Linked DNA regions of Mus musculus: regions 2 and 3 are each linked to region 1. The links are chromatin contacts, found by POLR2A ChIA-PET in ENCODE. All regions are on one chromosome and are shown on one strand. The core of a region is the stretch at or near the end of the contact, and the rest is flanking DNA. Distances in the headings are between cores, read along the strand shown. Region 1 holds the start of Dcaf7 (DDB1 and CUL4 associated factor 7). Region 2 holds the start of Strada (STE20-related kinase adaptor alpha). Region 3 holds the start of Ccdc47 (coiled-coil domain containing 47).

Region 1 (3,194 bases), core at 221-2,720:
GAGAAACCCTGTCTCGAAAAAACAAAACAAAACAAAAAAGACCTGTTCCGTAAAATAGATAGATAGACCTCCGCTAAGATTGTACTACAAGACCATTATTAACCCACTGAAAAATCAGAAATGATGTAACCAATAGAAAACTATGGACCAAATTTCCTGATATGCACAGAAATAAAACGTTTCAATAAAATACACACCTAGGTATCCAGTTAATTTTCTTTTAACTTTTATTATTTTGAAACAGATTCTCAACTAGCCCAGGCTGCCTCTAATTGGCTCTGTAGCCCAGGATAAGAGTGACTTTCTGGTTCTCCTGACTCTACCTCCCAAGAGCTGGATTAGAGGTGTGTAACACCATGCCTAGGCTCTATGTAAAAATAAAAGTGCCCAGTAGACTTGTTCATACAGGTGGCCATTACTAAAAGATGGTTGATAAGTGTATACTATTGTCCCTCAAGGCTTCCAAGTGTTTGTATCCATTAAAAATTGTATTTTACAGACTGGAGAGGTAGGATAGCCCTATGGGCACTGGATGCTCTTGCAGCAGACCTGGGTTGGATTCCCATCTGTAACTAACTCCAGTTCCAGGGGATTGAATGCCTCTTCTGACCTCCGTGGGCAACTGTTCACATGTAGTACACTTACTTATACTCGGGCACATACAAATACACGTAAAATTAACGTGTTTTAAAGTACTGCCTAACAATTCAATACAACCCCTTTCAATATCGTTGAAAGAATTTACATTTATATTGGTGTACCTAGATCCAGGTTTTTCTGCATTTCAAACTCATGGCATATAAGCATTTAAAGTTGGATTACCATTTGGCTTCTGAACATCCCAGAGGAAGAAGGTAAGTGACTAATAGCCAGGTCATTTGCAAATCGATCCCAGAATTCAGGAGTCTCTTTAGTGTCTGTAGGAAAGCGCAGGAAAGCCTTAATCAATCTAGCCTGTCCCTGGACGTTTCTATCATGCCTGAAAGAGAACAGTTAAAAGGTGGGCATTGGAGCTGGAGAGAGTTCCCGTTTGGCAAAGACTGAGGGACCGCCGGACATAGGGAGATGTAATAAACGCAGGTGGTCCTCCATGAAGGTAGGTTTGACAGTTACTGTCAGTGGAGAGAGGTGATCAGAACAGCAGCAGCAGAGGAGAAATAGCAGGCTTTACTCTTGGCCTAGAATTTGGATCAGTAGAGGGGCACACTTGCCCCCATGCCACCCACGCCCCCATTCACCCGCACTGCGCCGTTATCCCCTTGACTGACATCTTGGGTAGCCAATGATCTTTGGGACTTCAAAAGAGCCCGCCTCCAGGAGCTGGGCGGGGCTAATGAGCAGAATGACAAACATTTTCACCAATAGTAAGGAGGGCGCGGGCGCTACAACTGTGTCGACCAATGAAAAGAAGGAACAGTTTGGAAAGGACGTACCCGGCAGCCAACGCTCGTCGCCGCTGCGGGGTCGCGTGGCTTCCGTTCCGAGAGGGCGGGCCGGCATCCCAAACGGAAGGTGGTAGCGCTGCCCGAGCTGGTTTGAAACTGGTGGTCGGGCCCGGCCGAGTGTGAGTGTGTGTAGCCGAGGACCCGCTGGAGGGCTAGGCCGTTCTTGACCGCCCCGGCCCCGCCTCCCCTCGGACCCGCGGACCCAAGCCCGGGTCCCCGCCTGTCTTGTGCCCCAGCCCGCTGCCTCTCTGGCCGGCTCTGCGGCCCAGCCGCCACCATGTCCCTGCACGGCAAACGGAAGGAGATCTACAAATATGAAGCGCCCTGGACTGTGTACGCCATGAACTGGAGCGTGCGGCCGGACAAGCGCTTTCGCCTGGCGCTGGGCAGCTTCGTGGAAGAGTACAACAACAAGGTGAGTTGTGCCGGGGCTCAGCGTGTAGCCGGCGGGGAACGCTCGAGGTGGGCGGCAGCCCCGGTCCCCACAACTCTCCTGCAAACTCGCCTTGACCACAACAAGGGGGTGGGTCCTCTGTGGTCCTGTCGCTGAGGTTGTCACACTCGTTGCCTCTTATTTAGTTTTGACAGCCGGGGGAAACCGAGGCACGGTGTTGTGACATGCCTGAGGCAGATAAGATTTTCGATGGTAGTAGCAGGTTTCAGATCGGAGTCACACCCCCAAAGCTATGTCCTCCGTCCCTCTCATTTCCCCCACTCCTGTCGCAGTGCTTCTGTTGCTAGGTGGGGGGCGGGAGAGAGGCAGTGGAGGAAGATGCGGCGCTTGGATTGGTGGTCGTGCATTCCTGGCCACGCGAGATTTCTGTTAGGGCTATTTATTGCAAGATCTTCCCCATCTCAGGTGTTTCTCATGGATACAGAGCCCTAATGCTAGGTTGTCATTGGTCATTGGTTTTGCTCCTTGATGTTCACCCTCCCCCAAACAGCCTATCCTTGGAAACCTTAGTCTGTGGCATTATCCCGCCATTATTTCTGAATAGAGAAAGATGACGTTTGACCTGTTCTTTTCGTGGTTCTTTACACATTCATTTGCAGCATTGCTGGACATCATCACTTCATCAAAACACTGGCAGAAGGAGAGAATTTTTATATGCAGGGTATAGGTTTGAAAGTATTGAGAAGAATTTTCTTTCCCTAATCTCTTACCTTCATTCTTTTGTTGTAATTTGAGTTAAAAAAAAAAAAATGAATGACAGTAATCAGAGATACTGAAAGCTTTGGCCAGTGGTATTTATAGCCAGTACTCTGCCTTACTCTTATGAACATCAGACTGGAGACAAATGACAAGATGGTGGGAGCAGTGGAAGAAGTAGGTGGTCTAGGATTTAGCTATAAGGCATTGAACAAACCAGATTTTATTATTTTTGACCCACAGTGATCTAGGAGAGGGCTTCTGTTTTATATGTGAAGGGTCAGGTGAAAACATTTGAGCATTTTAGGTTTGTTTATGGTATTTCGGGAGCACATGTGTTTCTCTGGGAAAGGGTCACCATTTTTTGGCATCTTCTTTGAGAAAAGGGTGAAAAGGATGGCCTTTGATTGTCTAGACGTCACACATACACCAGCAGTTTACAGTCCCAGGGAGTGTGTACCGAGCCGCCCTTTCCTAGTGAAGAGCCCTATTTCTTGTCTCCTCTCTAGTGGCTTTTTTTACCCCCACAGTGGCAGTAAAACTGGAGCTGGGCTTCAGGGTCCTGGTGTGCATAGTGTCTTATGAGGTTATTATTTTTT
Region 2 (3,431 bases), core at 315-2,814, 160 kb after region 1:
TGTAGCCTTGGCTGTCCAGGAACTCACTCTGTAGATGAGGCTGGCCTCGAACTCACAGAGATCCGCCTGCCTCTGCCTCCCGAGTGCTGGGATTAAAGGCATATACCATCATGCCTGGCTCTCACATTAACTATTACACTTACCAATGTGTGTATATGTATGTATATATGTGTATATATATGTATGTGCTTGTGTGTGTATGTATGTATATATTTATGTGTGTACCTGTTTCTATGCTTGGTGAAGCTAAAGGACATTGTGTATTCTACTCTATCACTCTGGACACAGGCTGACAGCCAGCAAGCTCTGGTGTTTCTCTTGTCACAGGCTCATGGCCACACATGGCTCTCTACATGAGTTCTGGAGACGGCAGCATATCTTCCTATCTACAGAGACACCTCTCCAACCACCCAACCATACTATCGCCTCATTATCTCTCCCACTACAACAGGTACCGATAGGAGAATTCACTTGTTCTGACAGACTTTTTTTTCTTCTATTTTTACCGCTGGTCCTCCAAACTTTATGTCGGAGGTCACAACTATAAACCCAGCCAAAAAATCTTCTAAGAAACCTAATTAAAGGGTGAAGAGAGTTGACCAGTTTCCGTACTATAACTAATGGTTAAACTATTAAGTTCCTGCACTACGGCAGAAGCAAGTTAGCAATTTTCTTTTTGGTAGTGTGGAGAATGGAAAGCAAGTCCGCACTGATGTTAATCAAGAACTCAGGCGCTGAGCCACGCCCACAGTCTCAAATTTGGTTAATCAACCCTCAAGGATCTGAGTCAGTCTCAGGTGTTGGGTACCTCCGGATAAGGTTATCAACTATCATGAAGACCCATCCAAACACTGGAACATAGTTCTACTTCAACGGGTATTTCAGTAAGACCGAGTCCAACCGTCTGGGAGAAAGGGGTCAAATTGAAGTACCTTAGGGTCTTAGCAGAAGACTGAGTTGAGAAGTTATCTATTTCCTAAAATTATGAACAATTTTATTTAGCCACTCCCCTTCTGTCATGCTCACTCTCCGCCACCATACTCGGTCCCCAAAACTGCTGGGACACTTAAGACAACACATTTAGAAACTCTTCGTTTTGACCAAAGCAGAGAATAGCTCTGATCTTGCTTCCGTATGAGAACTCAACCCCATTTGGAAGCCCCGGAAAAGGTGGGGAGGCCATGCGGTAGCTAGCCTCTCCGGTCCGGCAACTCTGCTCAGCATCTCCCCAGCCAGGCCCAAGCCTAATTTTGCTCTCAGGCTGTAACCTCAATGCGGGAACCCAGAACCCAGGTTAAATGAGGGCCAGAGGAGGGCGAGGGTGAGCCGGGATGGCCACTTGAGGCTCACCCCCGAGGACACGGACTCGGAGTCTGGCAAGAGGGATTATCCCTGGGAGCGCACCAGGCGGCTCCGCCACCGGGTACCTGGTCTAGGAGTCAGAGCGCAGTACCGACTCCGTCTCGGCTCCGCCTCCTCAGTTTTGTAGCCGCGCTGCCGCCAGGCCGGTTGCTGGGAGGGAGGTACGCAACGTGACATGCGCAGTGGAGGGACCCAGGGAGACTGGCCGAGCCTCGCCCCTCCCCTTCACGGAACAAGCCCCTCCTACTCCCGCCCCACGGAGGAAGTCCCGCCCCTCCCCTACGGAGAAGCCCTGCTTTGCCCCACCCAAGAAGGGAGCTCCGCCTCTTGCCTCCAGCAGAGGAAGTCCTGCCTTGCCCGGTTCTCAGAAGATGCTCCGCCTTACCCCCTGCCCACTAAGGACTCTGCTTCGTCTCGCCTCGCTTCACCCCACCCATCCCAGTGGAGGAAGCTCCGCTTTTCCCCAGAGAGAGCTTCTGCTTCCATCCCACGTTACCGTTACCGGACATGCTAGACCCGCAGTCGCTTCGTCAGGGAGAGAGTTATTAACTAGTCTTTTTTCCCCTTTGCTGAGGTCGTTCCTTATCTAGGACGAAGGCAGGTTTCCCCACGTATGTGGAAGCGAAAGACCTTGTCATTGTTGCAGTTCCAAAGGACCCTAGAGTCTCCCTCGAGTCTCTGTACCCCTCCTAACCCAGCAGCAAGAAAAGGGGCAAGGGCTAACTATAGCTATTGACTTGGCTACCAGGGGTATTCCCACCCCTCATCCCACACTCTGCGGTTCCCAAATCCCAGGTGCCATTTCACCTGGTAGGACTCCAATTGAAAAACAAGTCTTTCTTGGGTCAGTCTCAGGCAATAGAACAACAAAGAGGAAACTTACCCTTTGTGCCCAAAGTTCCTTCTCCTTAAAGCACAGAAAATAGCTCAACTAAACGAGAGCTATGGTTTGTTTTTTGTTGGGGTTTTTTTTTTTTTTTTTTTTGTCCCTAAGTGCTTCATAACTATTTTTTGGTAGTGAGGTATTTTTGAGATAGTGTCGCATGTAGTCTGGACTGGCCTTCAGATCAGCTTCCCTCTGCCTCTGCTGGGATGGGATTAAAGACTTGGTGGTATGTCCTCTATTAGCAGAAACCTGTGATGAGTTTGCCTTTATGAAAAAAGACAGCAGGGGCCAAACCATATAGGACTAATAAAATGAGGACTCCGTTTTATCATGAAGTGATTTTTAGTCACTTCAGTTACTGTGGAGTGAGGGCCCAATACATCTGTGTACATACTGTCAAGTAATGAATACTTGTTTTTTTTCCTGTCTCAGATTTATACCAGTCGACTAACTTCCAAGAATTTTAAGTTTGGCCACATCATACAGGAACTTGGAAACGCACACTACCCTCACCTGAAGATCTCAATGTTTTACACACAGCTGTAACCTTGCCTAGTGCGTTTAACATGCCAAATTTGTTCTCAGTCTCACCACATTTCATCATCAAACAAACATCACGAACTCACAAAAAGCAAGGGGACTGGAGGAAAATGCAGTTTCTGCCAGTTCACATGGTCTTTGGAATCCAGAATATTAGGGAAAGCAATACCTGAAAAGGTGTCAAGCTTCGGTTTTTATTTTTTCATATGTTGTGTGTGTACTTGTACTTGAATGTACTTGTGTGTGTGTGTATGTGCGCGCAGAAGCAGGCGGAGGAACTGGATGGGGTGACAGATAGTTGCCGGTGCTTGATCCTTTCCAAGAGCAGCAAATGCATCTTTCTGCTGACCCAGCTCTCCAGCCCCAAACTCTGAGACAGGGTCTCACATCTAGTCCAGGCTAACCAGACTGGCCTTAAATTTGGTAAACCCCGTCTCTTCTGGGATTATAGGTGTGAACCACTGCGCCGGGCTCTAATTGCCAAGGCAACCTCAAATTGAGTTTTTCTTTCTCCTTTCTTTCCCTTCCCCTTCTTTGGACTGTACTAGACATTGAACCTAGGGCTTCACAGCATTCTGGACAAATGCCTGAGCCCTAAAGCCTCTTACAGTCATTACAATAGGATGTGTAAACACTGGGTATT
Region 3 (2,977 bases), core at 30-2,529, 180 kb after region 1:
CAAATTCAAGGCTAGCCAGGACTACATAGCGAGACCCTATACTTAAGGGGGTGGGGGTGGTGGCAGGTATAGTAGTTCCAGTGGCCTGCCCTGCCTTGTCCTACATAGTGATATTAGGCCAGCCTGCAAGAGTAAGAGGCACTGCCTCAAAGAACAAAGAGCGTCTGCTTTAGTGGCTCCCTGTCCAAGCAGAAGTAACTACATATCCCTGTCAATTTGACAGTCTGGCCATTTCAGTCTATACCAGGAGTGTTCACAACACAGAAGTGTTTCTAATGGAATTCATACAGGCTCCCTCAAGGTTATTTATGTTAAAATTATCCAAGCCATTTGTGCACTGGCTTTCTGATAAGACTCAGCTGGACCTGTCAACCCATTTCTCAGATGCACAGCTCTCTGCCAGGCCATCCAGCCTCTAGGACTTCTGAAGCAGAAAACACTAGACTCCAAGCCAGGCACAACATTAACACACCCATCTTGATTATCTTCCGCAAGCTCTCTCAGTAAAAAGGAGTATATGTAGCAATCATTGCTTGTCCTCCCAGGCCTCTGTGGCATCAGTCAAAATGATGAAATTTCTAGAAATGATGTAGACATTACTGTCACCTTACAAAGTAAAGTGTTGGTTACAAATAACTTGCATGTTAGAAACCTTCGGGTAAGGTCGACTCTAGAAGCGGTTGCTTCCGTGAAACTTCTAGTGTCTAGTCCTAGGTCCACCACGGAGAAGCCTAGTTCGATGCTCTTTTATTCTTCTGGCTACACACCAGATATTTTCTCAGATTTTGTCCTGTTGGTTGGGATCTACTCGAAACCTTCCCCCAAATCTTCCTAAAGCCCAACATAAAATGGAGCAGAAAAGGATGGACAGAGGTTTAGTCTTTTTTTTTTTCTTTTAATTCTGGAAAGATAAGTTGAGGGTATTGATGCATGTCACCACCGGCCGGACTTAAAGGGTTGGTTAGGAGGGAAACAGTACCTGGCTCTGCGGCCATGCAACTTAGTCACCGCTCGGCCTGGCACGGTCACACCGACTGGAATGTCATGGCCCCGCTACCTACCTGCACCCGAGGCTGCAACCGGGCCCGGGGCTCCTGAGGCCACTACCTCCAACCAGCCTGCCTTTGTCTGGTTTCTGTCTTCAGGTCGCAAAGATAATCTGCGGGCCGCGATGTCACTGAACAGCCCAGAACAGGTAGCTCAGTCACGGCACCCTACTCTTCACGTAGCTTCAGCCGTCCGTTACGTAGAATGCGTACAGCTAGTTTGCGCCTGCGCGCGGGGTGGGGGCGGGGCGCGGCCTTCAGGACATCCGCGCAAGGCGAGCTAGGGCTGCTGGGAAAATTACGTAACCCCCAGCGTCCCCTGGGCTACAAGTGCTCTAACTAGCGGAGGCTGCGTTTCTCCCGTAGGGTTCCGTCCGTCGGGTAGACGTCACTTTGATCGGATGCTCCGGAAGCTAAAGGTGGCCATAGTCTATGGGGCCATGTGGACAGAGGCATGAAGGGAAATGTTGCCCGAGTCGTGGGTTTTTTGTGTTGCTTTGGTTTTTGGCAAGGGACAAGAGCTAAGGGAAGGTGGACATTCTTATGTAAATGAAGTTTCCAATCAACACCTTATTACCTTGAGTTTTTCGGGCGGTTCCCCATCGCCGCGGCTCTCTTCATTGCAGACTCCCTCACTACACGACCCAGACACAATCCTCACCCAGGACCAGATTCCCGTCCGGGGTGTGTGACGTAGTTATGTTGCGTTCCGGAATCGGAAGAGCGGCATTAATTGGCGCCTTTCGGCAGCCGTAGCCCCAGCCCCACCCTTCGGCTCGCGCTCTACTTAGCGCGCATGTCAGACGCTCCCCCCACCCTACCCCCAGTCAGCAACGGGCCGTGAGGCGGCGGCGAAGGGGGCGGAGGAAGAGCGCGGCTGGACGCGGTCCCGCACCGCGCGTACGCAGGGCCGCGGGGGTTCTTTCGCGCCGACTGGAGTAGCAACTGCGTCTGCAGCCGCGGCAGCGGGTTTGGGTGAAGGGCTCGCCAGACGCAGTGCCGCTAGCCCGGGGGACACGAGAGGTAACTGGGGCCTGGCGAGGGCGGAGGAACCTCGGCCTCGTTTAACAAAGAATCGGCAGAGCCTGGGGACCCGGGTGGCTGCGGGGGTCCGGGCAGGGATGGGTACGCGATCTGGAGCCCCGAGGTGGCCCTCTGGAGCTACGTTGCCTTCCCACGGCTCTGCTCCTTGCACGTCTTAACGAGGCCCACTTGGCGGCTTTCCGGAGGCGGTGCTTGATGGGCTCCAGGAAGGGATTTTTCAGGGTGCTGGGCTCCGAAGCTGTGAGAGCCAGTGGAGGAGTATTGATCCTTGTAGGTAGCTGTTGGGGATTGCGGACCCACAAATGGAGGCGGGGAGGGTCTCGGTAGCGGAGGTTGACAGATTAGAAGGCTGTGATAGTCATTGATCTTTGTGAAACCTTGAGTAGATCATGATTAACATCATCACCATAGTTACAAACTTTTTGCGGCCTACTTGAGCCTACCTGATTTGAATAATATATATGGGTTGAAAACCTGTATCAGAATCGTAAGGAAAAAATTATACTAGTCAAGTTTGGAAGCATATATAAACTTTTCTGTCATCTTAGCTTTTTCCCTTTTCACCCCTACCCCTTTAGGCTGTGGTTTTGTGGCTTTCCTACTGTGTTGTTGTTGTTGTTACTATTTGCAAGTGTTATTTCTGTATTGTCTCCTACACATACCTGAACAGCTATTAAGCTGAACAATTATTAAGTAGAGTAGATATTATGTCTTTTTCTTTTTCTTTTTTTTCTTCCTTCGAGACAGGGTTTCTCTGTAGCCCTGGCTGTCCTGGAATTCACTCTATAGACCAGGCTGGCCTCGAACTCAGAGATCCACCTGCCTCTGCCTCCCAAGTGCTGGGATTAAAGGCGTGCATCACCACCCGTCGTGGGTGGTAGGTTATG

What was found. ChIA-PET counts read pairs that join two places held with the same protein, here RNA polymerase II (POLR2A).
Region 2: POLR2A ChIA-PET joins it to region 1 with 21 read pairs in embryonic stem cell. The contact joins the promoter of Strada here to the promoter of Dcaf7 in region 1. POLR2A ChIA-PET finds 5 or more read pairs at or near these places in 3 of 5 experiments (Patski and embryonic stem cell).
Region 3: POLR2A ChIA-PET joins it to region 1 with 11 read pairs in embryonic stem cell. The contact joins the promoter of Ccdc47 here to the promoter of Dcaf7 in region 1. POLR2A ChIA-PET finds 5 or more read pairs at or near these places in 2 of 5 experiments (Patski and embryonic stem cell).

What each region holds. Positions count from the first base shown.
Region 1 is chr11:106,035,402-106,038,595 of GRCm38, forward strand. It overlaps Dcaf7 (DDB1 and CUL4 associated factor 7), which reads left to right and starts at 1,471. Exons shown (of 7, transcript NM_027946.3): 1 at 1,471-1,860. The coding sequence starts at 1,723. It overlaps Kcnh6 (potassium voltage-gated channel, subfamily H (eag-related), member 6), which reads left to right. Exons shown (of 13, transcript NM_001037712.2): 13 at 1-193.
Region 2 is chr11:106,192,039-106,195,469 of GRCm38, forward strand. Strada (STE20-related kinase adaptor alpha) reads right to left here and starts at 1,565. Exons shown (of 13, transcript NM_001252448.1): 1 at 1,428-1,565.
Region 3 is chr11:106,215,088-106,218,064 of GRCm38, forward strand. Ccdc47 (coiled-coil domain containing 47) reads right to left here and starts at 1,280. Exons shown (of 13, transcript NM_026009.2): 1 at 1,062-1,280. It overlaps Ddx42 (DEAD box helicase 42), which reads left to right and starts at 1,839. Exons shown (of 18, transcript NM_028074.4): 1 at 1,839-2,069.